Linked DNA regions of Homo sapiens: region 2 is linked to region 1. Evidence: read pairs that join two places in POLR2A ChIA-PET (ENCODE). Cell type or tissue: IMR-90. All regions are shown on one strand. Each heading gives the region's core, and the rest is flanking DNA. Links, peaks and the distances in the headings are about the cores only. Region 1 overlaps GPC6 (glypican 6). Region 2 overlaps GPC6 (glypican 6).

The links. ChIA-PET counts read pairs that join two places held together with the same protein. Peaks named below come from ENCODE experiments on the same cell type or tissue, not always from the same donor. Only the 100,000 strongest peaks of a DNase experiment are listed, where the experiment ranks them.
Region 2: POLR2A ChIA-PET joins it to region 1 with 5 read pairs; 3 of 35 experiments call an interaction of 5 or more read pairs at or near these places.

What each region holds. Positions count from the first base shown.
Region 1 is chr13:94,241,145-94,258,477 of GRCh38, forward strand. All of the region lies in intron 4 of GPC6 (glypican 6), which reads left to right. Among named protein-coding and RNA genes, the nearest start is that of GPC6-AS1, 62 kb to the left of the region's middle. RefSeq lists an enhancer at 8,301-8,898. In IMR-90, for the core only: no CTCF peak of the experiment used is centred there; a DNase peak (open chromatin) is centred at 8,547.
Region 2 is chr13:94,137,490-94,154,822 of GRCh38, forward strand. All of the region lies in intron 4 of GPC6 (glypican 6), which reads left to right. GPC6-AS1 (GPC6 antisense RNA 1) reads right to left here. Exons shown (of 4, transcript NR_046535.1): 4 at 16,704-16,917. Among named protein-coding and RNA genes, the nearest start is that of GPC6-AS1, 42 kb to the right of the region's middle. RefSeq lists an enhancer at 6,056-6,989. In IMR-90, for the core only: no CTCF peak of the experiment used is centred there; no DNase peak of the experiment used is centred there.

The sequences.
Region 1 (17,333 bases), core at 3,849-11,848:
CACGTGAGGATACAAAGAGAAGATAGCTGCCTACAAGCCAGGGAAAGGTCCTCAGCAGACAGAAGATCTGCCATCACCTTGATCTCAGACTTCCCAGCCTCTAGAACCACAATAAACAAACATTTGTTATTCAAGCCACCTACTTTATGGTATTCTATTCTAGCAGCCTGAACTGACTAAGACACTATGGCTTGGAAACTGATTGTCGGCTTTTTTTGGAATCTGAAAATTGGATTGCATGGCTTTCTGGCATACATTTTTGGTCTTAAGGAAGTCCTGCCTCCATGAGACTGATGATCTTATGGGACTCATTATACATATTTTCACATTTGTAGTGTATATATAATCTAGATGAGTTTTCAGATGCCACATATCTGTGAGCAGAAAAATGGTAATCTTGTCATTGCACAGTGCAGAGATGGTGACAGCAGGTTCTGCATTTTTGTAAATGTCTGGAATTAGCCATCAAAGATGGCCAGAGACTGGTTGTACCCAGAAGCTAAAACAGAAAAAGGAGGGGGCTAGGTTGCCTTGTTTCTACTCTATCTGTATTAACTTCCAAAGAGTAAAAGAAATATGACCAGGCAATGTGAAGAAAACCCTTTTAGATCCCTTCTCAGTGTAAGACAGATTTTGGCTTTATCTCTACCCCTAAATGTGAATGAGTGACTTGAAATGTTGATCACAAATTCTAGACAACGAGATGTAATTTCCTGACCCCTAAGTCTTTGCTTCCTGAATTTCTTTTTTTTTCTTTTTAATGTATTTTTATTCTTTTTTTATTATTATTATGCTTTAAGTTTTAGGGTACATGTGCACAACGTGCAGGTTTGTTACATATGTATACATGTGCCATGTTGCTGTGCTGCACCCATTAACTCGTCATTTACATTAGGTATATCTCCTAATGCTATCCCTCCCCACTCCCCCCACCCCACAACAGGCCCCGGTGTGTGATGTTCCCCTTCCTGTGTCCAAGTGTTCTCATTATTCAATCCCCACCTATGAGTGAGAACATGCGGTGTTTGGTTTTTTGTCCTTGCGATAGTTTACTGAGAATGATGGTTTCCAGCTTCATCCATGTCCCTACAAAGGACATGAAGTCATCCTTTTTTATGGCTGAATATAGGAACACTTTTACACTGTTGGTGGGACTGTAAACTAGTTCAATCATTATGGAAGTCAGTGTGGCGATTCCTCAGGGATCTAGAACTAGAAATGCCATTTGACCCAGCCATCCCAGTACTGAGTATATACCCAAAGGATTATAAATCATGCTGCTATAAAGACACATGCACACGTATGTTTATTGTGGCACTATTCACAATAGCAAAGACTTGGAACCAACCCAAATGTCCATCAGTGATAGACTGGATTAAGAAAATGTGGCACATATACACCATGGAATACTATGCTTCCTGAATTTCAAGCAGAAATCAGACCATTCATTTTCAGCAGCCTTAATGTGATGCACACTAAAGCTGGCTCCTGTGTTTAGGGATTACAGTGGGTTGGATTCCTTCACAAAAGTAGCCATTAGTCAAGACTAAAATGAGTGAAATCTGGAAGGAGTTAATTACAAGTGATCATTTTGTGGGGTTGTGATTCATATAACACAATTTCATTTGACACTAGGAGAAAGAACTCTGAAAGAGTGGTTGGAAGATTTAATAGCAATATTTTACACAGTCTGTTGGGTTTGTAGTATGTAAGTTTCCAAGAAGCTACACAAAATCCTATTGGTTTGTGTCATATACCTTTATTTAACTTTAGAAGGAATCATAATCCATGCTAACTAAATCTAAAAAAAAAAAAAAGTACCACTTGTGGAATGCCCAGGCACATTTCAACTACATGAGTTTTAATTGTCAGAGGATTATATATCCAAGAGAATTGATCTCCATATACAGCTGACAGTGCCATGGCTATTAATGATGGAATGACATCTTTGGAAAGCCCTGACTTCATCTCTTCCAGGGATGCTTTATCTTATATTTCCATATCAATTTCTGTGGTTAGCACCTTTATGCTAACTTGAAAACAAATCACATGTAAAATAAAATTAGAATGACTAATACTGATTTAAAATAAAGCAACCCTGTTTTTCAGTTTCAACAGGCCTTACATCTACAAATCTGCCACCAAATTTTAAAATTATGTACATTCTCAGGGAAAACTAAGGACTGGCAGTGAATTGGAACAAGACTGAGATGATGTCTTTTGTGTACTGTAACACTTCAAAATCATTGCTTCCAGAAAAAAAATCACAGAGGCTTTTAATATTCATAAAGATAGAAACAGGTGTTTGAACAGAACTTGAGCCACCTTTGACAGGAGCACAATCAGTTTGTCTGAAAGGGTCTTCATTTTCCCTGTCACTCACTGGCAGGACTGGGAACATCAAAACAGTTATACTCCTGAGCTTTCACTACCTGTTTCAAAGGATTATACTTGACATTTCTAATTTTTCCCCAATCATTAAACTCTGTCCTCCCCCTTTTAAAACTGCATGATTTTGTTAGAAAATCAAAGCAGGCAGAAGAATACATTAGTGCTCAATCCTCATGGACTCTGTGCTGACCTCATTGCTTTTTATGTCTACCAGTAGACCACACAAACTATTTTTGGTTCATCATTTATCCTGTGCAGACAGATAGCTGCTAGTCTACCTCAGAACACTATTTAGCCAGATGAGGGTAAGTAACAAACTGCATTTTAGATGTAAATGCTGTGCCATGTAGGCTGGACAGGATGCTTTCTCTTTCTTTGCCTCAGTTTCCTTCTCACTTTGCAGAGAGGTAAAGCTGCCCCTATAAATGGATGCGACTTCCATGACTGAACCTTATGATTATTTTCTAAAAAGTAAAAGCACTTATTATTTTGTCCTCTCAAAAAAGGAAAGACAAGATAAATGTTTAAGGAACTACTTAGGTAATTGTAGGTAACTTTACATGTTACTATTTTATTCCTTATTTCCTCTCCTTGCATATTTGGGCAAGTTAGAGATCTATTGTGTGCCAGGGGGCAAAGAGGAAGAATACAAATGATTTATCTGTGCTGTGCCAAGTCAGAGTATCTAAAAACCGCATTTGATCATTTTGGGGCCAGCACGTAACTCCGCAAAGCTTAATTATGTCCGCATTATTTTGATAAGAAGTGGCTTTAGGAAAACAATAGGAAGACATTGTCACTGGTTGGCTCCTGTGTGACCTCTGTCAAGGATCATACATGTCTAGCCTCAGTTTCACCACCTGTGAAGTTAAGGATTTGGGCACTATCTCAAGGTTTCCATCTCGAACTAAATGTCTATTACACAATAGATCTATAACTTGACCAAATATGCAAGGAGAGGAAATAAGGAATAAAATACTAACATGTAAAATTACCTGTGATGTCTAAGAAATTCCTTAAACATTTATTTTGTCTTTCTTTTTTTGGAAGGACAAAATAATAAGTGGTTTTACTTTTTAAAAAAATAGTCATAAGGTTAAATCATGGAAGTCACATCCATTTATATGAGAGATGAGAATAAAAGATGAAGCTTTAGGACACTGAAGTCATTGACAGTTTTAAGTGAAGGCAGAGTAGCCATGTGATTTTTTTTAAATATGAAATTTTACCCTTTTGCTGAAAAGAGGCAGAATGTGAGAGGGGGATGTAGGGAATGTGGGAAATACAGTTAGTCATGGAATTATTAGGATCATATTTGTAGGAGTCTTGCAAGTCATATTTTTATTTATTTATTTTTAAATCTTATTTTGTATATTTAAAATATACAGCATGATGTTACAAGATACATGTAGTAAAATGGTTACTATATAGTGGAACAAATAAACACAGCTACCATCTCACATCTTCACTTATTCCCTGCCTACCCCATGGTGTGTGCAGACATAGTCTCCTCATTTAGCAAAAATTCTGAATATACTGTGATTTACTGTGGTCTTCATATTGTACATTAGACCTTTTGACTTGTTCATCCTACATATTTGCTACTTTGTATCCTTTGACCTGTATCTCCCCACTTCCTCTTCCCAGCCCAATCCTGGTAACTACTGTTTTATTCTCTATCTCTATATATTTGGCATTCATTTATTTATTTTTTAGATGGTACATATAAATGAGATCATGCAGCCTGGTGTGGTGGCTCATGCTTGTAATCTCAGTGCTTTGGGAGGTTGAGGCGGGAGAATTTCATGAGGTGAGGAGTTTGAGACCAAACTGGGTAACATAGCAAGACTCCACTCTATATAAAATAAAAAAAAAAATTTAAAAGCTAGCCAGGTAAGGTGGCACATTCCTATAGTCCCAGCTACTTGGGAAGCTAAGGCAGGAGGATTGCCAGAGCCCAGGAGTTAGAGGTGGCAGTGAATTGTGATCATGCTACTGCACTCCAGCCTGGGCAAGAGAGTAAGACCCTCCCTGTCTCTAAAAAATAAAAAAATAAAAAGTGAGATCATGCAATAATTTTCTTTCTATATCTGGCTTATTTTGCTTAATATAATGTCCTCTAGGTCAATCCGTGTTGTGGCAAATGGCAAGATCTCCTTTTTTAAGGCTGAATAATATTTGTGTGTATGTGTGTGTGTGTGTCTGTGTGTGTGTGACAGTTTCTTTATCCATTCATCCACTGATGGACACCTAGTGTGTTTCCATATCTTGGCTATTCTAAATAATGCTGTAGTGAACATGGGATTGCAGATACCTTTGTGAGGTGATTATTTTATTTATACACAGAAGAGGAATTGCTACAACATATGATAATTCTATTTTAATTTTCTTTAGGAACCTCCATATTGTTTCCTATAATGGCTGCACCAATCTACTTTCCCACTAACAGTGGGCAAGGGTTTCCTTTTCTCCGCACCCTTGACAACACTTGGGTCTTGTCTTTTTTATAGTAGACATTCTAACGGATATGAGGTGGTATCTCATAGCAGTTTTTGTTTTCATTTTCCTGATGATTAGGGATCTTGTGTATCTTTTTATGTGCCTGATGGCCATTTTTATGTCAAATCTATAGAAATGTGTATTCAAGTCCTTTGCATATTTTTCCATGGAGTTTATATTTTCTTGTTACTGAATTGTATTGGCTCTTTATAAATCTTGGATATTAAGCCCTTATCTGATATATGGTTTGTAAATATTTTTTCTCAACCTGTAGGTTGTCTTTTCATTTTGATTGTTTTCTTTACAGTGTATAAGGTTTTTAGTTTGATGCAGTCCCACATATTTATTTTTGCTTTTGTAGCCTAAGATTTTGGTGTGACATTCAAGACATCATTGCCAAAGCCAGTGTCAAGGAGCTTTTTCCCTATGTTTTGTCCTAGGAGTTCCATTGTTTCAGATCTTACATTTCAGACTTTTATTAATTCCAAGTTGATTTTTATGCATGGCATAAGATAAGGGTCCAATTTCCTTCTTTGGTATGTATAAATCCAGTTTTCCCAGTATCATTTATCAAGGAGACTCTACTTTCTCCATTGTGTCTTCTTGGTGCCCTTGTTGAAAAGTAGTTGATTATATATGTTTAAATTTATTTCTGGTGTCTCTATTCTGTTCCACTGGTCTATGTGTCTGTTTTCATGTCAGTGCCATACTGTTTTCATTACTATAGCTTTGTAATATAATTTAAAATCAGGAGGAAGTGTGATGCCTCCAACTTTGGGTTTTTTTTCTCTTTCACAGAATCGTTGTGGCTATTTAGGGTCTTTTGTGGTTCTATATGAATTTTAGGATTGTTTTTTCTATTTCTTTGAAGAGTGTCATTGGGATTTTGATAGAGATTATATTGCTTTAAGCAGTATGGACATTTTAACAATATTAATTGTTCCAATCCATGAGCATCGAATATCTTTTCATTTATTTGTGTCCTCTTCAATTTCTTTCATCAATGTTTTATGGGGTTTAATGTACAGGTCTTTTACCTCCTTGGTTAAACTTATTCCTAAGGTATTTTTATGCTGCCATAAATGGGATTTTTTAAAAAATTTACTTTCCAGATAGGTCATTGTTTGTGTATTAAAATGTCATAGATTTTCATTTTTATTTTAAATCTTACAACTTGACTGAATTAATTTATTAGATGTAATAGTTGTTTGGTGGAGTCTTTAGGTTTTTCTACATATAGGATCACATTATCTGCAGATACAAATAATTTTACTTATTCCTTCCTGATTTAGATACCTTTCATTTCTTTTCTCTTGCCTCTTTGCTCTTCATAGTACTTCTGGGACTATGTTGAATGGAATTGGCTAAAGCGGGCATCCTGGCCTTGTACCTGCTCTTAGAGGAAAGGCTTTCAGTTTCTCCCTCTTGATTATGATGTTAGCCGTAGATTTTGCATAAATGGGTCTTTATAATGTCAAGGAACTTTTCTTCTATACCTAAACTGTCAAGAATTATTATCAAAAAAGTATGTTGAACTTTGTTACATATTTTTTCTGTGTCCATTGATATGATCAAGTGGTTTTTGTCATTCAGTCTGTTAATGCAATGTATAACATTAATTGATTTGCATATGTTAAGCCAGCCTTGCATGTTTGGGGGTAAATCCTACTTAATCATGATGTATAATCATTTTGATGTGCTGTTGAATTCAATTTCCTAATACTGTAATGAGAATTTTTGTATCAGTGCTCATCAGAGATATTGGCCTGTTGTTTTCTTTTCTTTTTTTCTTTTCTTCTTTTTTTAAAGAGATGGGGGTCTCGCTGTTTTGCCCAGGGTAGAGTGCAGTGGCTGTTCACAGGTACAAACACAGTGCATTGCAGCCTTAAACTTCTGGGCTCAAGCAGTCCTCCCACCTCAGCCTCCCAAGTAGCTGAGGCTACAGGTACATGCCACTGTGCCCAGCTTTGTAATTTTCTTTTCTTATGGTGTCTTTGTCTGAGTTAGGTATCAAGGTGATGCTGGCCTCAAAAAATGTGCTAGGAAACATTCCCTCCAGCTCTATTTCTGAAAACATGTGGGAAGTACATTCGTCATGGAATTATTAGGATCATAGTTGTAGAAGCCTTAAGAGTCATGTCTTTACAAGCCATTGGTAATGAAATTTGCATTTTCCCTCAAAAAATTTTCAGTCAGCTCCCAATTCAATTTGCCTGTGACACTGATTTCTCTGTCCTCACCTCCTGTTCTGACAGCAACATCTACGTTTGGATGAATGCTTCCAAATTTGGTTAAATTGTTTGCAGAGATTTTTAAAGTACTTAAGAAATTTACTTTGACTTGACATTTGAATTAGAGATGAGATAAAAATTTAAAGTAACCAACATCATAGAACCTTATGTCCCTATTTCACTAGCCTTCTTTTTCCCTGTATAATATGGCCAATGAATAAAAACCTCAAATCTTATCATTCTTATTATGCATTTAAAATTTCCCATAAATATCACCCAAGAACCTGAATGCCAAAAATAAGTATGCAATGCCTTCTCAAATAATACACATGTGACCTTCATATAGGACCCTCTAGTCACCAAAAAAATTTCCATACAACTGCTGATATCCCCATGACCATTTCAGGCTGAGAGAGAGAGAGAGAGAGAGAGGTTTATAAATTATTTTGACTCAAAACCCCCAAAGTAGAAACATGCTCACACACATCGCCAGCCTGTTACTTAGAAACTAGCACCTCAGGACATAGGGATATTGAAGTACTATTGAATCCACTTTCCTCAGCTACCACCTGTGAATTATGGCTGGCAGCAGGAGTTTTATGATACTATTGTAAAAGTAATATACCTCTTAAATGGCAATTTACTAAGTTGCTGATGAAATGCATTGCAAATATGTTAGTTTCAGGGTGGTTAGGAAAATTAACCGCTGCATATTTTCCATATTGTCATATATGCCAACATGCTCAGAGAATCAGGAGCAGCTTTCTGGGAAAGCTGTTTAAATGTAACATATGGCCAGTTAGTCACTTGGTTAGAACATGAGGTTGATAAGGCCAAAGCTTTAGGGAAATCACCTGAGGCTGTTCTTTTAAAAGTAGTCTCAGCAACTGTATCCCAAAACCCTATAAAATGTTCCCTTAACCTCACACTTTTCATTGTGCTTCCTATCTAATTTTCTATCCTATCGATTTGATCCCATACCCTGCTCCTCAGCATAGGCTGATAACAATAGAGTGTAATCACACATCATTAGACCTCAGATTACATTTTGAAGTGATCCCCAATAAATCTTGAGCCACAAAACAATCATACAAAAGAGAGACTCAAAGGGATAGGTGAGTGAATATAAATTTGGAAACTGGTGTTTCATTAAGTTTGTAGAGGCTTATCCTGGACAAAGATCTGTGCTTATTTGTATGACCCCCTAAGATATCTTTTATATTAACAGACACTTGCATAGATTTTCACAGTTTAAAAAGCTGTTTAGATTAATCATTTCATCTAACCATCACAAAACCCCTCTGAAAAGAGGAGAATGTTATTATCCAAATTTTATGGAGGAAAAAACAAAAGCTAATGATCCAGCTTGTGAGTAATGGAATTAGAATTTGACTCCTCATACCAACCCCATCATGGAAACCAGGCTTTGACCACAATACAGGTCCCCTGGAGTGAATGAACAGACTAAAACAAACAGGAGTAGTGAAAGTGACCTGCAGAACACTTAAAACAGAACAGCGTTTGACAAGCTTGATGGCCCAATGATTTGAATCTCTTCTCTAAACAATGTTAGAGCACAGATAGGAGGTAAGTTGCAATTTGCACCTCAAGGATGCTGAGGCTGCATCCCAAGTTAGTAGAAAAGAGTGCAGTGATAAATTCGAGATGTCTGCCATGCGGACAGGAAATGTCTAGTGGCAACACATATTTGCTCTTCCTATATTAAAGAATCTGTCATTTTATAAAACATACTTGGGTTTTATGATGAGAAGCAACATAGATCAATAAGTCGACAAGCCTTTGTTAAGCATTAATAAATGCCAAGCACTATATTAAGCACTGTGGATGAACACCATGGAGATTAAGAGAAAGTCTTTGCGTATATAATTTACAATTCAATCTGGGAAATAAATTGAATGTGCAGCAAACACTTTAATTTTAATCTTTTGATACTGATTGTAAACACAAGGCAGATTCATAAAGGGACAAATCACACCAGGAGTCCATCTCTGTGAAATGTAACATCTTTTGAAGGGAATATCAAGAGATCAAATACAGTTGTGGAAAAGGCCTTAATAGAAGGTCTGTGTAGTTTGAGTGCTGTGTTTTCTTACATTTATTTCACACCATGTGGAAATATTTTATCAATGGTCAATTACAGCCAAAGAGCGGTTAAATATTTTGAATCACTACTGTATTTGCTTATCTGAAATTATGCTCACATGCATGTCTTTAGCAATTATCTTAACTCTATAATTGTGATTTTAGTTATAATTAGAATGGACAAGAAGTAAATAATGAAAGCTCCCCAAATATCCTTTTCTCCCAATAGAAGTAGAAAAAGTAAAACTGCAAACAAAACTACCAGTTTCCTGAAGGAGACTTGATTACAACTCCCCTGTGAGAAAAACAATGGAAAGGTTGGGTTTTCTTTCAAAATAATCTGGGAATGGGGAAGTTGGATATGGAGAGGTGGCAGTGGGGTTGTAGATAAAACAAGATTGGCCGTGAGTGGGTAATTGATTAAGCTGGGTGAAGGTACATGACAATTCATTATACTGCTGGCTTGACTTTTGTATATATTTGAAATTTGTCATAAAATTGTTCTTAAATTCCTCTTAAAGGTGCAAGAGTAATTTAAAGTTTCAGACATAGAAGGGATTTTCGACATTGATGCAGAAGGAAAAGGAGAAAATATTTAAAACCATGTTAAGTAAATAGGGGAGATGGAATTGCCTGACCAAGAAGTATAGAACTTGTTCAAATTAATAGCAAAGACATGGAACCAACCCAAATGCCCATCAATGATACACTGGATAAAGAAATGTGGTACATATACACCATAGAATACTATGCAGCCATAAAAAGGAATGAGGTCATGTCCTTTGCAGCAACATGGATGAAACCAAAAGCCATCATCCTCAGCAAACTAACACAGGAACAGAAAACCAAACACCATGTTCTCATTCATAAGTGGGAGTTGAACAATTAGAGCACATGGATATAAGGAGGGAAACACACACCAGGGCCAGGCAGGGGGTGGGGGGCAAAGCGGGGGAGAGCATTAGGACAAATACTTAATGTATGCAAGGCTTAAAACCTAGATGACGGGTTGATAGGTGTAGAAAACGACCATGGCACACATATACCTATGTAACAAACCTGCACGTTCTGCACTTGTATCCCAGAACTTAAAGGAAAAAAAAAAAAACACGGACTGGTTAGTTTGCCAGCAGAATTGAGAAAGACTATACAAAGCCCCCAAATCCCAGAACTTGTGGGTTTGAAAAGTGAAATTGTTTTTCACCTTATTATTTTATCAGTCTCAGGACAAAGATTAATTAAGGGTGCCGTTGTCACGTCCTTTGTTACAACTTGTGAAAATAACTGAAGTGGTGCCTTGCTGTTCTTTTCAGCTGAATAAAGTGTTCCTAGAAAGCTAAAAGGCAAAAAAAAAAACAAAAACAAAACAAACTGTTGCAAAATTTGGATGAAGGGAAAAATCAGAGCTAAGGGATGCTATCTTTTTTTTTCACCACCAATTGTCTCATGGATGTACGTTTATCATTGATTTGGTGTAACAGGCTCTTTTGGATGCTATAATTTCTCATCTGTCTCCTGCTGCAAAATCCATCGACTATGCCTGTAGCTAGGTCTACATCACAGCTGTGAAACATTAATCTCAAGGACACATTCTTCATCCCTGGCCTGGCTGATGCATGCTGTCTAGTTAGTTCCCCAGTAGGCTCTGGCTTCTTTCCCGATGTTCTCCTGGCACCGCTAACAACTGTGGAACTCCTGTCATTCTAGAGATGAGACTGCTGTAATGCTCCTTGGGTGGCCTTCAATGTCCCATACTTATTTCCTCTCACTTCCCTGATCCTAAGAGGGATTTGTCACCCAGGTGTCTGGAATCAAGGCTCTTCTGTGACTTTGTTATATAAAACCTTGATTTAGAAGCAGAACTGTTCATCATACTGCTTTTGTGAATGTGTCCTTTATGAGTTCTTTGCAAAGCCCTCCATACTGGCTGCTAAACAGTTTATTAATTATGATATTGAGTAATAAGATTGTTCGACGACCAGGTCATGCATAAAAGCCCAACTTCTTGGCTCTGGTGATGTCTGTTTTTGTTAGGCTGGCTCTCATATTTATTTTGTCATGATTACGCAATAAAAGGGGATTTTTATTATGTGCCCCCATGCTGGTTAAGCCTTCACTAAAGCTAAACTAATAGGAAGCTGTGTATGTCGGATAATGGCGATTTCAATGCTGAAATTGATGGCGAAATAAGACACAAGTTGTAGAGTACTGCTTTTTGCTGCTCTCCCCTGTACCCACCACCACCAACAACAACAAAAGTTGTCTCTTAGTGTGTGTTATCTTTAGTATTAATCATGAGGATAGCTTATATGTTTATAAATTGAATGATGGAATTTCAAGAAATTTTAAAAATGCAGACTTTCTTTTGTCCCAGAACAACCACAGGGCTGTAAGTCCAAAAGCCATAAATGATAGGGCAAGTGTAAATGGACTGTGATGAGAGGAAAAATGCAACTAAAATGGATAGAAATGGGACTCAAGGATATGATAGGCTCTCTAGAAACCCCAAGCCTGCTGTTTCCAGTGAAAGATAATTAGAGTTTTCTGGGGGAGGGGGATGGCTGATAAAGGGACATCCAGAATAAAAAAGAAAAAAAAAAAAAAGCAGTTTTCTGAAGGAAAAGCTTCAGTAAAGTTTAGACTGGTGTCAGGAATGATAAGAGGCCAAGAAGCTCAAGGGAATTCAGCGATTCTTTCTGCAAATGCTGGAAAAACTCCCTCCTGTGAATCTCCAGAGGTATGTAGAGAGTATATGTAAGAAATAATGCATTATATCTGCACACAGTGTATGTTCAACATATAATCTCTTCCACACTTACAGAAAATTACTTTCCGATGCTCACTAAATGAGAAGGGTTACAAGAGATAAGAGGGTGGTCTGCGTTCCCAAGGCAGCTGCTGGGAAAAGAAGGGTGTTATTTAAAATGATTGTAAGTGACTATCTTCCTAGATTGTACATTGTGCCCCCTTCTCCAGTTGATTCTCTATAACCTAGATAGTCAAAGGCAATACTGACATTGAGAACTGCCCTGTAATAATACTGCGTTTATCTCAACGGTTCTTCTTTTTTTTATTTAATAAGAGAGGAGTTTCATGAATAAAAACAAAGCTATCATGATGTCAAAATAATATTCTTTGCACCCATGAGTTGAGAAAATAACAGACTAAAGAGGCCTTTTTGCTTTTTAAGATGTGGGAGTCTTTGTGAGCTTCCCTGTTCCCAAGATGAATCTGTAATCTTGGTACAAACTGCTGAGTGGGTGTGTTTTCGATCATAGAAAACTTTTCTTATGTATCTGGAGAGTCATGGTAGTCTTACTACATCTGGTTAGTCATATTCCCCCTCCAATCTTCGTACAAAAGAAACCCAAGACTAGATCAGGGCTTGTGATGATGGCAAAATGATATCTTACTCTTTAAGTGCTGCATTTGATCAACATGTGTCATTAATCTCTCCTTCCTGTTTGTGACAGTAAATGACGGAACACTTTATCAATTCTTCTTTCAATTAGATTGATGTATGTACATTCCTTGAATTTTAAAGGTCATTAATTTGCACATTAGTCTCTTAGGTTGGTAGCACACAGATTGATGTATTGATGATTTAGTCTTTCATTGATCCTATATCATCTTTAGCACCATGAGCCATGAGTGCTGTTTCCTTCCCAACCATGACACAATGAGTGAAAATGCATTAATGTTTACAAAGAAATAAAGAACCTGGCTCTTGACCCTTGTAGAGCATTTTAATGGCCCTGGATTAAAATGATTATAAAATGTATCGAGTCATATTCTTAAAGTGCCTTTGGCATGTACTGGCCTTTCTTCCTGAGCTGTAGGTAATAGCTATAGCATCCAACAAAAAATTGCCAAAAAGCCTATGACCTTCCATTTGCAGTGATACTTCCAAGTAAGTAAGGACTTTATGAAGTTATTTTCAAAGTACTTCATTGAAGAAATGTTTCCCTAGTCATCTGGATTGAGATTTTGTTTGCCTCTACCTTTGATATATCATACCCTGTTGAATTATTCAGTGTGGGTCAAAGTAACATTAAGCTTCTTACAAATGCAATATTCCAAACATATCCCAGCATTTTACTTTATCACCATCCATAGAATAAACCACACGCACCTTATCTGTGCTACAAACATACTTAATATAATGATAATAATAAAAATAATAAAAGTGTAATAACCTTAAGAAACAGTTGATTGATGTCATTGATCACTTTAGAATGATTGGGAGTAACGGAAACATAATGCTGAATTTAAAAACTGCTATACAAAGCCACTGAATGTTTTACTAAAGAAAAAAAAACATGTAATTTGAATCTTTCAAAAAAATCTCTTTTTTGGCCCAGAAAGTACAAAATTCTTAGCTCAAATTTTAAAATGAAATACAGTGTAGTCAAATATGTAATATATTAAATATGGGTTCCAAACTCTGCTCATCAGTGATTTTCAGAGTAACATTTTAACCTTCTGTAGTCTCCTCATCTGCAACATAAGCTTACCCTGAATCATCACAAAAGCTCCTTATGCTCTAAGTTTTTACATATAAATATTAGGAAATCATTTAGAACATCTGGAAAGCATTTGAAACAAAGAGATGTTATCAAAGGAGTCAACAGTAATTTTCATCAATGTTTAAGAAGCCCAAAAAATTCCTATTCCACTTGAAAATTTAGTGCTATGCAGAACAGGTAGTAAATGTTACCAGTTCAAGTCAGAAATTATTTTATTAGCAGTTGTTAGAATCCCAGCCATGTCCAAGCTGGAAAATAGGGAAGCAATTGATCCTTTTAGTGCAAAACTAAGACTGGCTAGGCGTTTACAACGCAGTGGAGGAAAGGACTTATAATCAAAGAACCTTATAATAATCAAAGCTCATGTCTGTGATCAAACCAAATCATGCAGATTTCTCTCCTTAAAAAGAATAAAAAGACAACTTTTGGTTCATTAAAAATACCGACCTCTTTTATAGACCCTTCAGCTTATAATGCATCTTAAATCCCATTTTGGAAATGACATACAGTATACAATCAAGTTCAAAATTTTACCACTATAGAAACAGGGAGGAAAAGGTCACAGAGAAGAGAAGCCATGTGTGGAAGGACTTGAGGGATGGTTTGACAACCTGAACTTCTTGAAATACTTGGTTTCAGCATCCCTCTCTCTTTTCCTTCCTCTCTCTAAATTGTCCCTCCTCTTTTTCTATCTAAGGGACATGATCCTTAGCCTCCTGCTCTTTTCCTTATAGAGTCACCTGCTCTGGGGCCTCATCAATCCTCATAACTTCAGCTCCAGCCAGGACAGCAGTGGAGCAGAAAGGTCAGGAGTATCAGGACAGAAGCCTCATCAGCCAGGAGGGCTCTACAGCCTCGGAAGAACTTATCAGGAAAAGGATTGAGACCTGGGCATCAGTTTGTATTGAAAATAAGAAATAAATGCCCTGGATCATAGAGGGAATCAACTTGTGAGGCCATTTGGTCAAAGAAGGGGAGGAAGGTGTGTTTGACCCTAGAGCCTTGCTACTCAAAGTGTGATCCCTGGACTGGCAGCACCCACATTGCTTGAGAATCTACAGGAAATGCAGAATCACAGGTCCCATCGCAGATCACCTGAATCAAAACTTGCAACTGACTGATATATGCATATAAAAGGTTAAGAAGCGCTGGACAAAATCAAAGTGGAAAAAAAAACAGTCAGTAAAGATAGAGACGTGTAGACTTCACATCTATTGGATCATGCCTGAAATAATTATCACACTGGATTTTGGATCTCAGACATAAAACTTGATGTTTTCTTCCAAATCTGACAGTAGCCAAGAAGGAGCAAATATTGTGGAGTGTGGGCCATGTCAGGGAATATTTAGTTCCTGTAACAGGGCAGGGGAGTTCAAGTGGTAAAGAAGATTTGTGTCTCAGTGTAGTATGCACTAAATTCTGAAAAATGGGCTGGAGCAGAATGAGGGGACCCTTGAAAGACAACTAAAGAGTGTTCATGTTTTTCCTGGGTGCATAAGATGTATTAAAGAGAAATACAGTGAGAACAATGATTTAGAAAGAAGCATCTTGCTACAAGATGCCAGGAACAGACCAAGAGCAAGGAGACTGGGCAGAGCACTGTACTTTTGTCAGTGTCATCTCAATGTATGGCATGGCCCATCTGCTACTGTCCTCCCATCTCCATCATCATCATCCTCTGAGGTCCAGCTCAGGCACTACATTCTCCAGGACATCTTTCCTAGTGACATAAACTCATATCAGCCGCACTGCAAAGTCTTGTAGTTCTTAGATTCTATTCTACAGGATTTAACCTCAAGGGTCTTAAAATAGAGACTTGTGGATTGGAAAGGGACCTGGCAGGGCTGTGCAATCCTAATTCCCATCTCCTCCCCAAATCCTTCCAGAGACAGAGATCTTGATGACTCACCAAGCAACCCATTATAGGTGGAGGGAGCTGTAATTATTAAGAAAGAAAGTTCTTTTTTAGACTGAACAAAATTTCTTTTTTCCTTTGTGTCAATCACATACTAAAAAGCACCAGGATAGCACAGCGATCTGCCTTTCATCTGTTTCTCTTTCATAGATTCTGTTGAGTCTGCAAGTTAAAAGTGTTTTAGGCTTTCTTTTCTGATCTGAAAGAACTCAAGCATTCTCCTCACTAGAAAAGCTCATTTAACAAGTGTTTCTTTTGACATATAGCTACTATGAGAGTTTAGGGAGACCCTAACTGATTTGTTCTCTTTTTAGTTTTTAGATTAGCTTATGATTTTACAGCTCCAGTATCACCCTGGCCTGCAGAGAGTTTAGGGCAGTAACAGCAGGGGCATCCTGAATGACAAAAAATCAACACATAACATGGGAGATCACACAAATGCAAAAGGCACTTTAGAAACAAAATTTTCCTAGGCCCAAAGCACACAGAACAGGGAGCTATGTCCTAATCAAAGTCATTTACATATATGAAGAACAGCAAATCTGTCAATCCAGAGCAGGAGTGGGTAGATCAGATCTTAGATGAAATGAGAGTCTCCTGGGTATCTGTTAATTTCACAGTGCTTGTCCATACTTTGTCCAGGGACAAGGCACTGCGGTCAAGAACTCGCCCTGGCCCTGGTCCACCTGTCAGCCCTCTCTTAGAAATAATTAGAATGTGAACCCCACAAGTATTTCTGTCAGACAACCAGCTCTCCCCCTAGTATTCCCTCATCACCAAACCACCCTGAGAAATAGACCAAAGCGAGCCTCTAGATCTGCAAATTGAGGAACACACAGACCCTTGAACACGGTGACTTGACCAGTGCAGGGTCCCCTGTGAGGCCAGCCAGCTGGTTTCTCATTTATTGAATGGCAGAAATAAGGCTAAATGTTGCAGATACATCATTTTATTGTAATACTGCAACCGCCCTGGCAAAAGAGACCATTAACCCCATTTCCCGTATTGAGAAACTAAGTCAAAAACAGGAAAAGATAGACTAACAAGAGACAGACAACAAAGAGTGGGTAGAGTGACTTGAACACACCAAATGCATATAACCACTACACTTCCTTCCTTAGCATTAAGTACAAATATTAAATAAGGAATAAACATTGCATGAGGCAGAGAATCCCAATATAGTTGGGTTATTGCAAAGAATATGAAAGTTAATACTTTTTAGAAGGGTAGAGATATGATAAAACTGTAAAATATTGAAAGACTTGAAATTTTACCCACCAAGATTAACATAGGCAATCATATACAAAGCCATAGCTGTTTCTAGAATTTTTGTTGACAGTTAAGTGTCATAGTTAGCAAATATTTGTTTTCTAGAACATGTCTTTACACCCAGCAAGTAATAATTGATGCAGGTGAGCCCCGCAGAGGATTGACTGCATTTTTCTGACCACGGAACAACTCCCCGGGGCCGACAAACATTTGGTTGGAATCAAATTGGCACTGATTTCTTGGGCATTATTAAACATGTGCTCTTTGGCCATAGCTATCATTTCACTTTCCAGGTGAAATAAATGTAAGTGAAGCATAAGAATTCAAAGTTGAATTACCATGTGCTACCTTAAATAATATATTTCACACCAAAAGAAGACTCTGGGTTTTGATCAATTA
Region 2 (17,333 bases), core at 3,143-11,142, 100 kb before region 1:
AGGAGTGGGATCTGGAACAGGCAACTAAAAGCAAGAAAGACTTTCCAGGCAGAGACAAGGGAAGATGCTTATTTTTTGTTGTTGTTGTTGTTAACAATTATAAACATTTATTAAGCACCAAGAATATACTGTGATGGTTGCTATATGAAAACATAATTATCAATATAGTATCCCTGCCATTGAGCTTACAATCTAAAATGAAATACAATGCTATGAGCCTACCTAAAAACTTCCTTAACTTAGAAATGGCTACTTTGGCAAATGAGCAAGGCAAAATGACCTATTATTCAGGTGCAGTGTTTTAACCTAAAACAGTAGTGCTAGGGGACTTGTTAAGAGCACAGATTGAAAGAAGGGAGGTGGAGGGGCCACATCAGATTTTTAATCTGATAAACTTAGGATAGGCTAGAAATTGCATGTCTAATAAGTTTCTAGGTGATAATGATGCAGTTGGTCCCTGGACAACATTTTGAGAAATACTTTCATTTAAAAACAAGAAGCAAACAAAATCCTCCTTTCCATATTTAAGAGGCATTCTTGAGACCTAATTGTATAGTGTTTGCTAAATATCTACATGTACAGGTTGAGCATCCCAAATATGAAAATCTGAAATATGAAATGCTCCAAAATCTGAAACATTTTGAGTACCAACATAACATTCAAAGGAAAGGCTTATTGGAGCATTTTGGATTTCGGGTTTTCGGATTAGGGATGCTCAACCATTAAGTATAATGCAAATATTCCAAAATCCAGAAAAGTCCAAAATCTGAAACACTTCTGGTTCTAAGCACTTCAGATAAGGGATATTCAAACTGTATTTGCCCTGTCTATATAAACTTTAATAATCACCTCACAGCCCTTGTACCAGATTGCTGAACCAAATTGTTTCATTTATCTTTATATCTCAAAGAACTTCCATTCCTGTAATCGTTCCAGTCGTCTTTATACTTATGATGCTTCATAAATTCCACCTCTTATCATGTTCCAGGAAAGGCATAAACTTTGACCTGGGTGGGATGGTTTGCTTTGTCTTCTTTGAGACACTTTCAAGTACCTTCTTCATCTTTTCAGCCACAAAAGTTTATCATCAACCTCACATACACAGTTAGTTCAGAGCTGATGTTCTTGTCAAGATAGTAAAGCTCATCTGCCATTTTTACGTTTATTGATCTTACCATGTGAAATTTTACTATAAGCTTAAGCCTACTTAAGGTATCATTATTTTTTATTTTCTGGAAGGGCTGAAAACTTGCACTACGGGTAGCACAGCCAGACACCAGCCTGTAACAATGACAATAGCGACAAGGATGGCAGAAGCTCTCCTGTACTGAGTACCTAACAGGTACCCAATAATGTCTGTCATTAGGGGCTGCAGAGATGAAAGACATGTTCCTCATTCTGAATTAAGTCTCCGTCTAGGGCAATGGGCAGGAAACCAGATAACTTACTATATACCGGGATAAGGAATGTGATTATGGTAAGGGAATAGATAGGAGGGGCGCCTGTCCCATTTAGGGAAGAGATCCAGGCAGACAGTTTCCAGGAGATGACACTGGAGCTGACTTTTGAAGATATGGTAGGAGTTAGCTGGGGGAAAAAAAAAAGCATGATGCATTTGCTGGAGAGGGTGATAGACAGGAGATAAGGCTGGGATCAGATGATGAAGGACCCGCAAAACCTGTAAACTAGATAAGGCTAAATCCACATTATGACATGACTCATATGCAGCCAACAATGGTATTTTGTTTGGGTGATAGGTACCCTAAAAGCCCTTACATACACTATGCATGTAACAAAATTATTCTTATACCCCATACATTTATGCAAATAAAAAATACACAACAGTTCAGAAAGGAACTACAAAGAACATACAGGCATAACTATAGTATTTGTCCTGTATTAATATCCAGTTCCCCCACCTTAGGAATTGGAGACCTGTCAGGTAAATGAAGCTAAATAAATATCTCCAGATTGGGGCTCCTTGGATCTCTCATTTCTTCTGTCATCTTGCTTCTGCCTCATCTGCCAAGTATCTTGTAGATCTAGCGCAAATCCATCTAAAGACTTGCCTTTATTGTGATAGCTGAAATGGATCCTATCAAGGTGATGGGAAGTTAGACAGTACCCCACCTGTCTGCAATTGCTCAGACATTTAGCTTTAACCATGGTCCTCATCAGTGCTATTTCCTGTATTCTGGCTGCTGCTTTTGCTCATTTTCTGTTGGACAGAGTTAGGTAATGCTGGTATATGATGAGGTTCATTCTCCTCTGATGATGTTCTGCAAACACAGCTTCTACTGACTAGCAAGACCCCTGCCTGTTTCCTTAGTCATATCTGATCATTCCACCAGCTGTAGCTTCCTGGGGCTACAGTTTAACAACATTGTTTTCTGATTGTTGTTAACATTGACACATAGTAAGAGCTACTGATTTTTTCTATGGAAATGTTTATTTTTTATTTGACCCCTTCCCAGAACCCTCAGGAGAATGTAAAAGAGAATTTATATTTTCATTCATTATATCATCATGAGAAAATTGTTTTTCTTTTTTTTTTTAATAAGCCCATTCAGGTTTATATTTTTCTTTTCCTTTTATCAAATTTTCTTTGAATGTTAAGAGTCTATTATACCGAATAGTATATTACTTCAAGGAATTCAGGAAATAAAAGACAAGCCAAGAAGCAAGTGCAGTACAAACCTTTGAGTGGGACCCCTTTGAATGGTATTTACATAACATAAGATGTAGTACCGCAGGGACTGGAAGTTCCTCTGTGTTCATTAGTGTGTTATGCTACTACAATTTGCATTTAGTTTTAATTTGAATTAGTAAATGTGAATTCTCTCACAATACACTAAACTAGTTTGTGTTTGACACTGGGGGCCTGGATAACCAAAGTTGCATATGCCATGTTTAAAATATGTTTAGAATTGGAACCAGTAGTAAATTGTTAGTGAAAGAAAAAATTATGAAACTCCCATTTGTCTTCCATGAATTGTGTTCTGGGAACTGTTGGAAGCATTCACAAGCAATGGCTCAGTTAATCCTCACAAAAATAGCTGGGAACTGTAATGTCCCTGTCTTACAGATGAGGAAACTTAAATTCAGAGAAATTAAGAATGATGGAGCAGAGCAGGGATTGAAATTTAGACCCGAAGGCACTGTCTTCAGCAATTTTATTCAGAAATGTGGCTCCTTTAACTAGATGGCTGTCTTCCAGGTCATTGTAAACCTCCAGAGGGAAGGATAGAATTAGGCAGAACTCCAAGCTGGCATCGTGGTTTGAGGCTACCAGGAGCAACTTTCATTTCTTTGGATTTTGCTTTCATAAATCAGAGCCATTTTCAAATCTGCCAGTGCCACCTTTGCACATTGTCAAGGGAAAGGACAAATAACAAAGCTAGTAAAAAATCTTTCAAATGATATAATATAAATATATATTTATATTACGGTAATATATAAATAGATGTAGGCATGTGTTAACAGGAAAAATAAGCAAACAAAACAAAAACAAACAAACAAAAGACCTCTTTAAGATATGTAAAGAGGCTTATTCTGAGCCAGTAGGAATGACCATGGCCTGTGGAAACACAGTCTGAAGAGGTCCTGAGAAATTGTCACCAATGTGGGTGAGTTACAGTTTGGTTTTATGCATATCAGGGAGACAGGCGTGCAGGCAAAGATATAAATCAATACATGGAAGGCATGCATTGGTATCGCCCAAAAAGGTAGGATATCTTGAAGCGGGGGCTTATAGGTGGATTCAGAGATTCTTTAATTTGCAGTTGGTTAAAGGAGGAAAGCTTTGTCTAGAAATTTGGAATCAGCAAAAAAGAATGCTTAATATAAGGAAGTCTGTTAACCAATACACTGAGACAGAGTGACTTGTAAGGGTGTGTGACTTAACCCTTGTCTGGCATGGCGTTAGGTCCTGTTTATAACTCGGTCTCTTAGTGTCATGAAGAGTCCATTTCGTTAGTCTGATGATCTCTATTTTAATATTAATGCTGGTCAGTTGTGCCTAAACTCCAAGAAGGAGGTATCATGAGGCATGTCCCACCTCCCTTTCCATCACCACCAAGGACTTCGTTTTTCAGGTTTCTCTGGGGCCCCCTTGACCAAGAGGGGTCCGTTCAGTTGGTGGGGAGCTTCACATTTTAAGTTTACAAATATCTAGTTAATAATTGAAAAATTAAAGCAGAGAAAAGTGACAATAACTTATCCTCTCAAACATGTAAAATGGAGAAAAGAATCAGAATTTTTTTTAACAATGATCTGTTCACTAAGACTCAGTTTCATTGAGAATATGCACTGAATAACCAAAGGAATAGATGTTCAATGCACTCACTGAATAAAGGGGAAGAACCAAACACTCTTTCTAGCATGTTGCCCATTCTGGTGCAGGTTTTAAATTGCAGTTGGAGAATTCTCGTTAGAAACTATTTATTTCCCTTTACTTCCCTCCCTTGTTGGTGTGACCACATGGATGAAAACTGACCTTTTTTTTTTCCGTGTGTGTGTGTGTGATTCTGTATCCTCTTTCTGAAATCTTATTGAATATCCTATTGCCTATACTATCATTCAAAATTAAGTGTTCTAGAACATGTTGCTGTTGCTCTTTTATGGTCAACTCTGGTGGGAATTTAGAATCTGTCCATGTGCCATGTGAAGACGCATTTAAAAGAATACACACCTATATACACGTGTGTAATTGGCTGTTGAGATTTTAAAGAATATATAAAACTTATTATTTTCTTTTGGCCTTGTTTAGTGATAAGAGAGAAAATCCACAAGTTCAGAGGGAGATTTCGAAGTGATGTATCAAAATAGATGACATGATTTAATAGGTAATTTTAATTTAACAGGAAAGTCAGATAGCTTATCACCATACACATACACACATCTTTTGATGACTATGAAAATAGTATACGTTCTAGTAAACCTTTTGGAGGGTTCTGAAAAGTGTGATTAAAACTTTATCCATAATCTCACAATTCAGTTAACACCACTTAATACTTTAGGATTTTCCTTTTTTAAAAACAGTTATTCTGCTTTAAACAGCTAACCCAACTTATATTTAAATGGAGAAGAGAACTTTTTAGCTAAATGTAGCTGAATGGATTTCAAAACAAAACAAAGCAAAACAGCCTTCTTTGAGTTATTGAAACCGGGTGTTGTCTTGCTTTTCCTCCCATACTTAGCTTACAGAATATTATCTATATATAATATACATAGATAGATATAAAATATAGTATTTCCCCAGTCATAACTTGATGTATATTCCCAAAAAATGTATATATAGGAGAGAGATAGAGAGGAACATTTTGGTCGTGGACGGCTACTTTTTTTTTTTTTCTTTTTGAGACTGAGGCTCTCTCTGTCACCAGGCTGGAGTGCAGTGGCACGATCGCGGCTTACAGCAACCTCTGCCTCCTGGGTTCAAGCAATTCTCCCACCTTAGCCTCCCAAGTAGCTGGGACTACAGGCACGTGCCACCACGCCCAGCTAATTTTTGTATTTTTAGTAGAGACGGGTTCACCATGTTGGTCAAGATGGTCTCGATCTCTTGACCTCATGATCCGCCTGCCTCGGCCTCCCAAAGTGCTGGGATTACAGACGTGAGCCACCATGCCCAGCCAGATGGCTGGCTACCTTTTAATGAAAAAAAAAAAGATATATAAAAACAACAAAATATAATTAATATTTCTCATTAGTTTATTTTCAAGATTAGGTGAGATTGTCTCCCTTTGTAGTACTTTGTAGGAAGTTTAGCTGTGTTATTTTTCGTTGGACTTTTTATTACCAGCAAAAAGAGAAATGGTTTAGTGTGAGAGAATCATTCATAGGTTTTATTTCAGTTTTAATTCAGACTTATTTGAAGGTTTTGACAGAGAGTATTTCTATATAGGCAGTGTTATCTTTCCAAAGTATTTGATTTCTAGAATCTAGATTTTTAATATGATAGTCAAAAATCATATTAAATTTTTTGTCACTCTTTAGAATCATGACATTCTTCTCAGATACCTGATTATTAACTTTGTATTATGAAATCAGAAAATGCAGAAAGATGCCATTTATGTGGTTCCCATTCCAGCCTGAAAGAGAGTATAAAGGGATAGCAGCTGGGCACAGTGGCTCATGCCTATAATCCCTGCACTTTGGAGGCCAAGGTGGGTGGATCGTTTGAGCCCACAAGTTTGAAATGAGACTGGGCAACATGGCAAAACCCCATCTTTACAAAAAAATACAAAAATTAGCCAGGCGTGCACCTGTAGTCCCAGCTACCTGGGAGGCTAAGATGGGAGAATTGCTTGAGCAATTCTGAGCCTGGGAAGTCCAGGCTGCAGTTAGCCATGATCACTCCACTACACTCCAGCCTGGGTGACAGTGAGATCTTCTCAAAAATTAATAAATAAATAAAATTATAGCAATTGAAAGTAAGGCTAACTTGATCTGGACATCAGCGATTGTCACGTGGTTTCAACACATTATAGCTTTATAGGCGCATATTTTGTTTTCACTGAAGCGAAGTTGTTAAACGTTTGATTTTGTCCTAATGGTGAAAAGAAGACGTTTCCTGAAGGAGACAGGATTGCATTATCATTACAAAAGTATCCAGCCTCTGTCGCACACTCTTTTTTAATAGCGCTGTTGTCCTATTTGCATATGTAAGAAAAAGACTGAGAGTCACCCAGCAGCAAGCAAGTACCTGTAACCACAGAGGGCAGGGTCTGTAACATCAGGGTTGAAATGGAGACCATATTGTTTTTTAATAAAAGAGTGAACAGTCATTATCTTTTTCCAATTCATGACCCCAAAATATACGCAGTGTGGATTTACTTCCATGAATGGTCCATGATGGCTGCTGTCCATTCGTACAACCTGGCCTCTACTCTTTGCCTCTTAGGTGCTTTTAAAACACACACACACACACACACACACACACACACACACACACCAGAAATGGAACACCCATTTTTCAAGACTAATAATTCCAAGCTTATCTGTTCAGTTCTTAGTTCCTTTGTAGGAAAAGATCATTCTTTGGGAGTGTGTGTGTATGTGTGTGTGTGTGTGTGTGTGTGTGTATAAGACAGAGAGAGAGAGGGATATCTGTGTGCAAACACTAGTTTAACTAAAGGATATACTTTTATTTTACAAAGACTTGTCTAAAATACCTGTTCCTGACATGCAAACAAAAATAGATAATTTGTTCTTTTATTCCTAAATCTATTTAATTTGGTGTAATTCAGAGTGATCTTTGAGGATAGAAAGATAATGCCCAACTGAAGTTAATATTCTTACTGCCTGGAATAAGAATAAAGAATTTTAGCAGTTCTTAAAATATGGAGCAGAGCATTAGAATACCTGCTTTTATGAAAAATTTTATACATTTAAATTTATATAATGAAAATCTTTAGGAACCAGGCCCTAGTTAAACAGGGGAATCAAATATTTATATTACTAAAGTTATTAACAAAACTTTGGAGACCTTATTGCTTATGGGCAAAAGCACAGAGTTTGAAATATTGATTAGAGAGTAAGTTCTTTAGGAGTCCTAGATTTTATTTTTTCTTGCTTACTGCCTAGAGCAATGCCTAGCACCTAGCAAACACTCAACAAATATTTATTAAATGACTGGATGGATGGGTGGATGGATGGATGGATGGATGGATGGATGGATGGACGGATGATGAATGGATGGATGGATAAAATATATTAAAATCTATACTTGGCCATTTACCTAACATTCTATATAAAGCACCTTCTACATGGTAAGACTCATTATTGCATTTGTTGTCATTATTTTTTACATTAGTATAATGTTTTGACTTTATTGAAACTTATCAATTTAGGGTCAAATTATATCCTTATCCATTAGGCCTTTTCCAATAGGCCAATGGTAAAGTGTCCAAATAATTTTATTTTAGAATAAGTAGGAATGTCAGCAGTCATATAGCCTAGCTACTTCAATATATTGATATTTGTTTGGGAATTAAAAACCAAAGAGATTAACTGATTTGCTTAAAGTCTCATATGTGTACCCCCAGAATCTAAAATAAAAGTTGAAAAAGAAAAAAAATGGTAGCATGAGAAGTGTAAGCTTTGTATATATGAGAAGTTATGTCCAGATGATTCTACATTAAGTAACTTACTCATTAATTCAGTAAACTGTTATGACGTGTTCCCATAAATGTGTGAACTTTTCCAAGTATGGGGGAATTCAAAGATGAGCGGACCCTAAGCTCTAGGAGATACTGATTAAAGGAGTCATACTTATAAATAAGTGAATATGTAATTTAACAGAAGGGAACATGTGTTATGGTGAATGTATAAACAAAAGGTTGAGTGAACATGAAGCATGAAGCAACTAACCCAATCTGGAGGTTTGGGTAGAGAAAATCAGTATTAAGCTGCAACTGGACAGGTGACAGGAGGATCAAATGGACTTCTCTGTGTCTGCAATGAAAGAAGTCTGAGCTAAGATTTTATTTAGAACTTATTAAATGCTCATAAAAGGATCAGATGAATAATTTAAATGAGCAAGTAACCAATGACATTCATTCAAAACTGCGTAAACTTATGCAAGAATGCATGTTTTCTGATATTTCTGCTTTGTGGAAGCTCGCAGTGTGATCCATAATCATGTCACATGCTATTTTCACCTTTGATACTGTGAGATCCTTGAAGGTGGAGTCTTCATGTTATCCACCTTTGTATCCTGAACACTCAGCAGGGTGCCTGGTGCATTGTAGATGTGCAATATATGTTGTTCTGAATTGACTTACACCCACCAACCACTATATTAAAAATAGAAAATAAAAGAAAAAAAAACAAGTTGTGTGACTTCCTCTAGACACAGTTGTAATTTACTATCTAGGACAGTCTCACCAATCAAGTATTTATCTCCAGACCTTGAGAAGATAATTTACCTTCAACAATTATTATTAATACCTTTTACCAACTTGGGACTATGGCAAAATTGAACTTATGAAAAATGCCTGTCTTTTTTCATCCTTGGACCAATTATAGCGTTCAAAAACAATCTTTTTCAGGTTTCCAGATAGCAGTGTTTTTCAAATCTCAGGTTGCAAACATTGAATCATTTTATCAATAATGTGCAAGATAGAGACATGTCCAAGGTTACTGAACCAGGATCATAAATCAACTCCTTGATGACATACCTCACAAGATTTAAAAAGAGAGATCATATAACACTTTGCAGATGGAAAGTCCCATACCAGTTGTTGTATATCAAAAGTGATACCAAAAGGCAATTTCTTAGAAATATATTAATTATGTGATTGACCAGATCCGAAAGCATTTAGATAACTTGGGGATAAAATGAGCGTTGATAATTATTTTAACATTACATTCTAGCAATGCATGTTTGAATTTGCTGAATAAAGAAATAGGTTTATATATTTCCACTGTTAACAGAAAAGCAATAAAATACTGCAAGGGAATTTTTCATTTGTTCTTGAAATCTGCTTCTAATGTTCATTTCACTCCCACTAAAGGCAGGTTATTACCTTGGATTTCCTAAAATCAGTGTATGCTTTAAAAGTGAATATTGAGAATTGTGGGTACTACTAAATTTAAAATACAGAATGACCAATGCCAGATGACCCTGACTAAAATAAACTAGAAAATTGAAGTGATTATAAAGATCATTTGCAGGTCAAAAAATAATTTCCCCCTCTTAGCCTCTTAAGTCCTTCATTTTCCTATCTCCTGATTCTGTCTTTCCTATCTCAACTCTCCTTATTTTCTTAATTCTTTGCACATAGAAAGATTTTGCTTTTCCTGTCACCTCTGTTAGATGCATATACGGGTACTCCAAACACCTTGCTTGATAATTTCAGCTTGGCATCATCATTACAGGATGTTAGGCTCTATAGCCTGGGTCAAATCTCAGGGCTACCACTCACTAGCTGAATGAGCTTTAGCAAGTTATCTCAATGCTCTAAGCCTCCATTTTCTCATAAATAAAGTATGAGTTGTAGCATTGTTTTGAAGGTTGAGTAAGATGATGCATATACCATGCTTACCAAACTTAAAATAAGCATAAACTGTTGTTGTTATCATGATTAACCAATGCCTCTTCCTTCTGGTTTAGTGTAAAAAGTGTGGCACACTGAACTGACACTGGACCAAAGATCAGATCACTTACCCTGAGGCCCTGGCTCTGTGACCCTGGGCAAGTCATTTATTCCAGAACTCTGGTTGTCTCATCTGTAAGCTGGGAGGCATAGACAACACTACATTAAAGAGCCCTTCCACATGTGTTCTAAGTGAATACATGCTCCACATTTTTACTCATAACATTCTTGTAGATCACTGGAATTGTACTCATTTATCATAAAAGTTATATAAGATATAGGAAAAAAAGTGGACCCATGAAACCTGGTCATGTGGTCAGAGCCAAAGAGAATCCAGTTTGATGTAAAGTTATTTTACTCAAGTACTCTGTGGCAGGGATTCTGCTGAGGTAGAGTATTTGAGCAGAGCACCTTGAGACCAATGTCACAGAAAATATTCCAGCAAATAATTAATGGTGTGTGTATATATATTGCCAGCTACCCTGCTGGAGCCCAGCAATCTCTCAGAGGAGATTAGTGGTCCTTACCCATGTGTCCAACCATTTCAATACTTGCTTTTCTCAATGATCATTATCCTGAAATAAATCCAAATTAAATTTTATGAACCAGGATTGAAATTATGTGCCTTCAGTATCGAGCCTTCTAATAGCAGTTATTTTTATTGAAGTATTAAAGCAATTGGCTTGAGTCATCTTGGAAACACTGCTTTCATATTTCAAATATGGTTAGGAGGCTGTCAGCACATATTACCAGGGATTGGAGATATTTGCTTATTAAATGATTTTTACCAGGAAAAACTCATTACAGGAAACATCTTGTTTACAAGGGTGTCCTGAGGATAGCAAATGGAAAGAAACATGTTACATTGAATTATAGAAGTAAAATAAGTTGATTCAGCTAATAGATTCAATGGAAATATAAGATATTATTTTGCAAGTCAAAGACAACTGCAATTTAATTTAACTGACAGATTTCTACTGTAGGATGTAAACATTAGATAGAAATATTTACTTGAAACTGTAGCGACCATTACATGTTATTTTGACATTCTAGTTTAGGCATCTATATCCAGTGATTTTTCAAATGTTATTATTATTATTATTATTTGTTTTGCCCATACAAAGAGAAAATAAAGCAGAAGCACTAATGATGTTTGATGGTGGGAAGGATAGAGGAGAGGTTAAGAGAACAAGTTGTCAATGAGATTAGTTTTGAGTTTACTCCCTGGCTTTGTGAACTTTGGGTAGGGATTTAACCTCTTAGAGTTTCAATGACCTCATCTATAAAATGGAGATAAAATATATTTAATGTTTACTGTGTAGTCAATGGAGATGATATGTGAGTGAAACTTAGCATGATGCCTAACACACATACACACACACAAAAATTGAGTAAACAGAAATTTCACTACTTCTAACCATTCAGTTTATGCTTTCAGATCTTAGGACTTGGACTCGGCTTACAGATCCTGGAATTTGCAAAACACATTCCCTTTTTCATGGTCTCTTTTCTACATGCCTGATTTCTCACATTTTTTATGGCAGCTGAAATAGCATTTTAGTCATCTTTGTGTGCCTCCCTTCCCAAATCCATGGACAGTGTAAGTACTGAAAACATTTGGGTAGATGAATGGAAGAAAACAAAATGAACAAAGAGAGCCCCGAAGTCCCCCAAGAGGACACAATGGAGATACCGACTGCAAAGCAGGCATCTGGAATGCCAGCTCAGATGGCCTGCTTGTCCCCAGGAAAAGCTGTGAGAAAGGATATTATTGGCACCAGAAAAGTCTTACTAATGTCAGTAAAGACAGAACTTGGGTCCAAAGCATTCTCTCAGTGTGATGGTGTTCACATATGCCTTGTGTGCCTTTAGAACATAACTTAAGTGCGATAGTATGAACTGCTACAGTCCAAACCTTGTAGAGCATTGAACATCCATGCAGAACAGTTAGAAGAAGAGGGACTTCTGGTGAAACAGAGCCCACAATGAGGGTCAGAATGTCATGAGTAAGTTATCATATTTGGAATCGTGATGTTTCCTAATAAGAGGACCAAGCCCTGTAAGTCTGAGCCTCGATTTTTACTCAGAATCCTAGAGAAAAATGCTTAGTCAGAGGCTAACAAGGTCTTAGCCTCCTTGACCCACAGAGAAGAAATACAGGAAGGGTTAATACATCCCAGTTGGCCAAACCTGCAGAAGCAGTCACCCCCTCCCAGTGTACCTTGTAGTTTGACCATGGCACTTCACACACTTCGCACGTTCTATCTCCTGTTTGACTTTTTTGAGGGTGTTTTCTGTCCACACTAGACTGAATCTCTGAGACTGGAATGGTATCTTCACCATTTTTCTGGTGTCGCATCACTCAGCATGCTGCCCTGTTCCCAGTCACCTCAGGAAAAAAGGTATAGGCCAGGATAACAGGAAGCACATGGAGTTTGGAGTCCCAAACACTCTGTATCATGAACTTCCTTCCCAATCCTCCCAACCAAGCCCTTCTTGGTGCCCCTTATCTCAGAGAACAGTGCCATCTGCCTCTAAGTTGCTCAAGTATTAAAGGCGGATGCATCCAGGTGCCCTCTTCCCTTCCTACACAAATCCAGCCAATCACTTCCAGTCAATCATGTTTCCTTAGCATCTCTGGAACTGGTCCACTTAATTCTATTTGCCTAATTTACCCCACCATCATTTCTTGCCTGTATTATTGCAGCAAGGACTGATATCCTTTTCCCCCCTTGTCCTTCTAGCCCACTCTTCAATTTGCAGCCAGCGTGAGCATTTGCTGTCACAAATCTGACCATCTTTCTCTTTAGTTAGCTTTGAAGTCTCAGCTTTTTAGTGTGTCTTCCAAACCCCTTCTTGTTCTGACTCCTGCTGACCTTCCAGCTTCATTTCTCACCTCAACCTACCTCCTTCCCCAGAAGTACTGGGATATTCTTAGCTCCTTAAATGCAATATACTTTTCTTATTTGATGTCTTTTATCCTCTCCACCTGCAACATTTTTCTTTCTCTGCTCTCTGTCCTCTTTCTTTTTCTTTTTCTCCCTTCTGATAGGAAGCATTCTTTGATATCCACGCTCCTAATAAATGTGGTTTAGCTGCTGCTCTTAAAACTACACTTTGGGACCAGCATGGATTAGGGATATTTTTCCCTAGAAGAAGAGATATCTAAGTTGAAACACAAAGAATAAGTAGGATCAAATGAAGCAGAAAGAGAGAGATCAGCAGTATATATATATATATATGTTTATTGAATGAGTAAATAAACGAATGAAGACAATTTGACAAGAAGCACCTGTAAAGCATATCACTGAGACCTTGGTGTTCTGTTGGTAGCTTCTCTTTCTGAAGGCATAAGGTAAAACTGTCCAAATATAAATTTCCCTCCTAGTTTGCTCACTCTCCAGAAAGCTCTGAGCATTTTGAAATATATTCTTATGATAGCTCATTTTATAACATAAGGAAACTAAAGCTGCCTGGCCTTATGGATGGAGCCACATAGTTATAGATAAGTCAGACACCAAGATAAAGAGCATTTCCATGAAGTGAGGTAGAGGCAGGTGTGGAATCCAAGCTTACTGAATGGTCTAATGCTGACTTTTTTACACCTAGAATACCTTTGTGAAAATGAAATATATCAAGAAATGAGGACATTTAAGGAAGGCAGGCAGCAGAAATATGTATATCAAAAAGCTGAAATAATTGGATGAGCTATTCTCTATGAAAACCACATTTTTATCATAACTGGAAAAGATCTGTTATAAACTGAACAACAGAGAAATGTTAAGACCTTTTATATCTGTCCCCCTTGACACTACACTGAGAGCTATGCTGTTGTTATGTTTTCCGAATCCCTCTGTGGCTTCTCTTGTAAGTGAGCAGGACACTACAGAAGCTGACATGCGAAGGGCCCTGATAAACCAGAATGCTTTTTCCATACAGTAAATTCGAATGGTTATTTGAGCTCAACAGTGTTTTCTCTGGTGTTTGAAAAGCAAAAATAGAAGGATCCACCAAACACTGCAAGTCATGGAAACTATAGACGAATTGGGTGAGTTGAGGGCCCTGTGATGGCAGAGAGATGTCTTTATCCGAGGCAATGGTGCACAGGTAGACAAGCACACTACAGCAGCTCTGAGACATTTCCAGAGCCTTCCTTCGAAAGGGCATCCCTAAACAACCTGAGTCTGTAGAGGTGGATAATGGTGTGTGCATTATGAGTATGCACACAAAGGAGAATGTCTGTTATCCTTAGTGCAGAGTAAGTAACATAAAGTCTAGTGGAAATAAAAATATATAAATTTAATTGTATGACATAATTTGTTGGCTATAGACATTCCCTTTCACTTCTTTCTTTTTCCATTTTTTCTTTCTTTTTTATTGACCCGCTTTTCCTCCATTCAGTGTGGAAGGATAAGCACTGAACAGAGCCATACTAGAGCAATCTACAGGGACTTGTTTCAAATTCAAAAATTGGGTGACCCAAGGTTCTAAAGTCTGTCAGATGAATTTGAATAATGCAGGTATTGGCACTCTATGGCAGCCACAAATGTGGCAGAGGTAATGAGTTTTGGAAGCTCCCCTGAGCCTCAGGCAGAATTACAATGTCAATCAAGTTTATTTCCTTCCAAACCTCCTTTTCTTTACCCAGGGATGGATTTGCTTTAGTTGGATGTCCAAAGTTCTTGACTTACTATAAAGAAGTAAAAAGTGGATTGGATTTGGAGACATATAACATGAGTTTGAACCCAATCCAGTCAATCATTGCTTGGGTGATCTTGGGTAATTCACTTAAATTTGCTGCTTCTCAATCTCCCAACCTATAGATTAAAAAGTCACTCATTTATTCATCAAACAAATAGTTCTGAAAACTTAGTACATGTCAGGTATTAGAACTGTATTTTTTATGATTTTTTAAAAACATCATTTACCCCAAGAGTAAGTAGGTAAAATGTAAAGTATAATAGGAAGAGCATTACTGAGATCAAGTTAAGTGAGATAAAGTATCCAGTACTTGCTTACTTCACAGTTAACACTTACGGCATATTGCTACATCCTCAAGCCTACTTTAAAAAAAAAAATCATTGTATTCCCCTTGTAAGAATTAAACCTCCCATCTCTTCAGTGCTGCAACTCTCATTAAGGTATCAATCTGATTACCTAAGTGAAGAACAGTAATTTACCCTTAGGGGAATTTATGCTCCCATAAATAATTTACTATTTTTAAACGGGAGCTTTTTAACTCTAATGGAAGTCAGCTCAAGGCAACCAATAACTACTAAGCACCTACTATGTTTTAAGTCATGTGGAGATGTAATCCCCACCTTCATGAGTTTTGAAATCTATAAGATTTGTAAAAATAATATATCAACCCATTAAAATTTAAAAAGCTAAATTTTGAAAGCAACAAAAGTTTTAAATGATTGATATTACAAAGGATTCTATGGGACCCTATGTAATTTCAAGTAAGTTATGTGTCGTGCAACCATTACTGGAATAAGTGTTGAAAGAAAGGAGAAATCATTTTCTTGGTGGAAAATATTAGGGAGGCACAGGAGAATTTAATGAATGTTGCCACCTGAGTAACTCACCCACCTAGAGATTGCCCCCACTTCTTCCATTAATACCCTCACATAGCTCTTCATGCGAGTCAGATTCCATTCACCAGTTCTCTTCTCACTTCATAAATTTTTTTCAACATCCTTAGCTTAGCAAAATAAAGATCATCACTGTTACCAATTAGATCAAATACTTAAAAGGCCAAAGCAAAGCTCAGTCTTAACAAATAAGAGAATTATGAATCTATGAACTTGGAGGGAATCTTGTAGGTAAACACAAAGTATGATAAATAGCAGCAAGTCTTTATGAAGCACATTAACATAAAATGACTTATTTGATCCCCTCACCAACTCTGAAAATGGGAAAGGGCAAAGAAAGGTCATTTTTCCACGACCCTCAGCTGGTAGCTAGTGGGTATGGCATCCACCCAATGCTTGTGTCCTATCTACCATTTAAAAATGTCATGTAGGAGAAAAACTTGCTATGCTCTTTCTTAGAAATTGAGAGTCACAAAAAGGTATAGTATGTATTAGTACAGGAGTTAAATGTGGACTAGGTTCTTGCCACTCAAAGTGTGGCCCACAAACTAGCAGCATCCGCATTACTTGGGAGCTTGTGAAAACACAAACAACTGGCCCCATCCCAGAATTCCTGAACCAGAAGCAGCAGTTTAACAAGATCCCCAGGTGATTCTTATGTGCAATAAATCTGAGAAGCACTAGCGTGTGTAGGTTCTACATCTCTGAGTTGGATACAACACAACTCAGAATTGTGCAAATAATGTAATATACAAGAAAACACTTTTTATATGAAAAAATACTATATAAGACTTCATAAAATAACAATTATTATTCTAATGTATAATAACCCAGTCATTCATATCAGCATATTGTCCTACAGTTGAATATAAATAACACAAATAGCTGGAACTCTTGGGAACTTGAAGGTAATCAAACTAGACTTAGTTCAGGTATAATATTTATCCCAGATGAGATTATAAATTTATATTAAGATGCCAATTTAGCAAATATCTCATGATGCAGGTTGCATTTTAGCTTATTATGGGAGGATTTTTTTATTGCGATTTTTTTTTACAGCTACTCTGCTCTTCAGGATTATTTTAGTGTTGTTTTTAGGCCAGTAAGAAATATCAATTATAACATATTGTAACCCACTAAAATATGCCTTTTAAAATCGTAGATTCTCTTCCATTTTTTTCCTCCTTCACATTTACATGGCAAAAGGTTTATATCTTCAAGATCTAAAACAAAAAGACATGGAAGTTAACAAGAGCAGTGTGAAGCCTGAAGCCTGGAGTGCTGACCTCTCATTCAGTGCTCCTTCCTCCCCTCCACTGGGGCTAAAAACTTTGCCAACATGTACCATGTGACTGCAACTGAATCTGCAATGGCATGCATTGGTATTTTCACAGAGAGCAAGGCTATCAGCCTTGGAATCAAAAGACCTTGGCCGAAGTCCCAGCTTTGCTCATTTTAAACTTGAGTCTCACAGATCTTTTGCCCTTCCCACCTCAATTTCACAACCCAAAAAAAAGGGCACCAGAAGCAATGGTATTTAAGAAATAAAAGGGAAATTTTAAACTCTGCCTTTTAAGACGTTCTGTAAAGACCTTTGGTTTTCTCCTGAGGTTTTAACACATTATGCCTATACTGATCA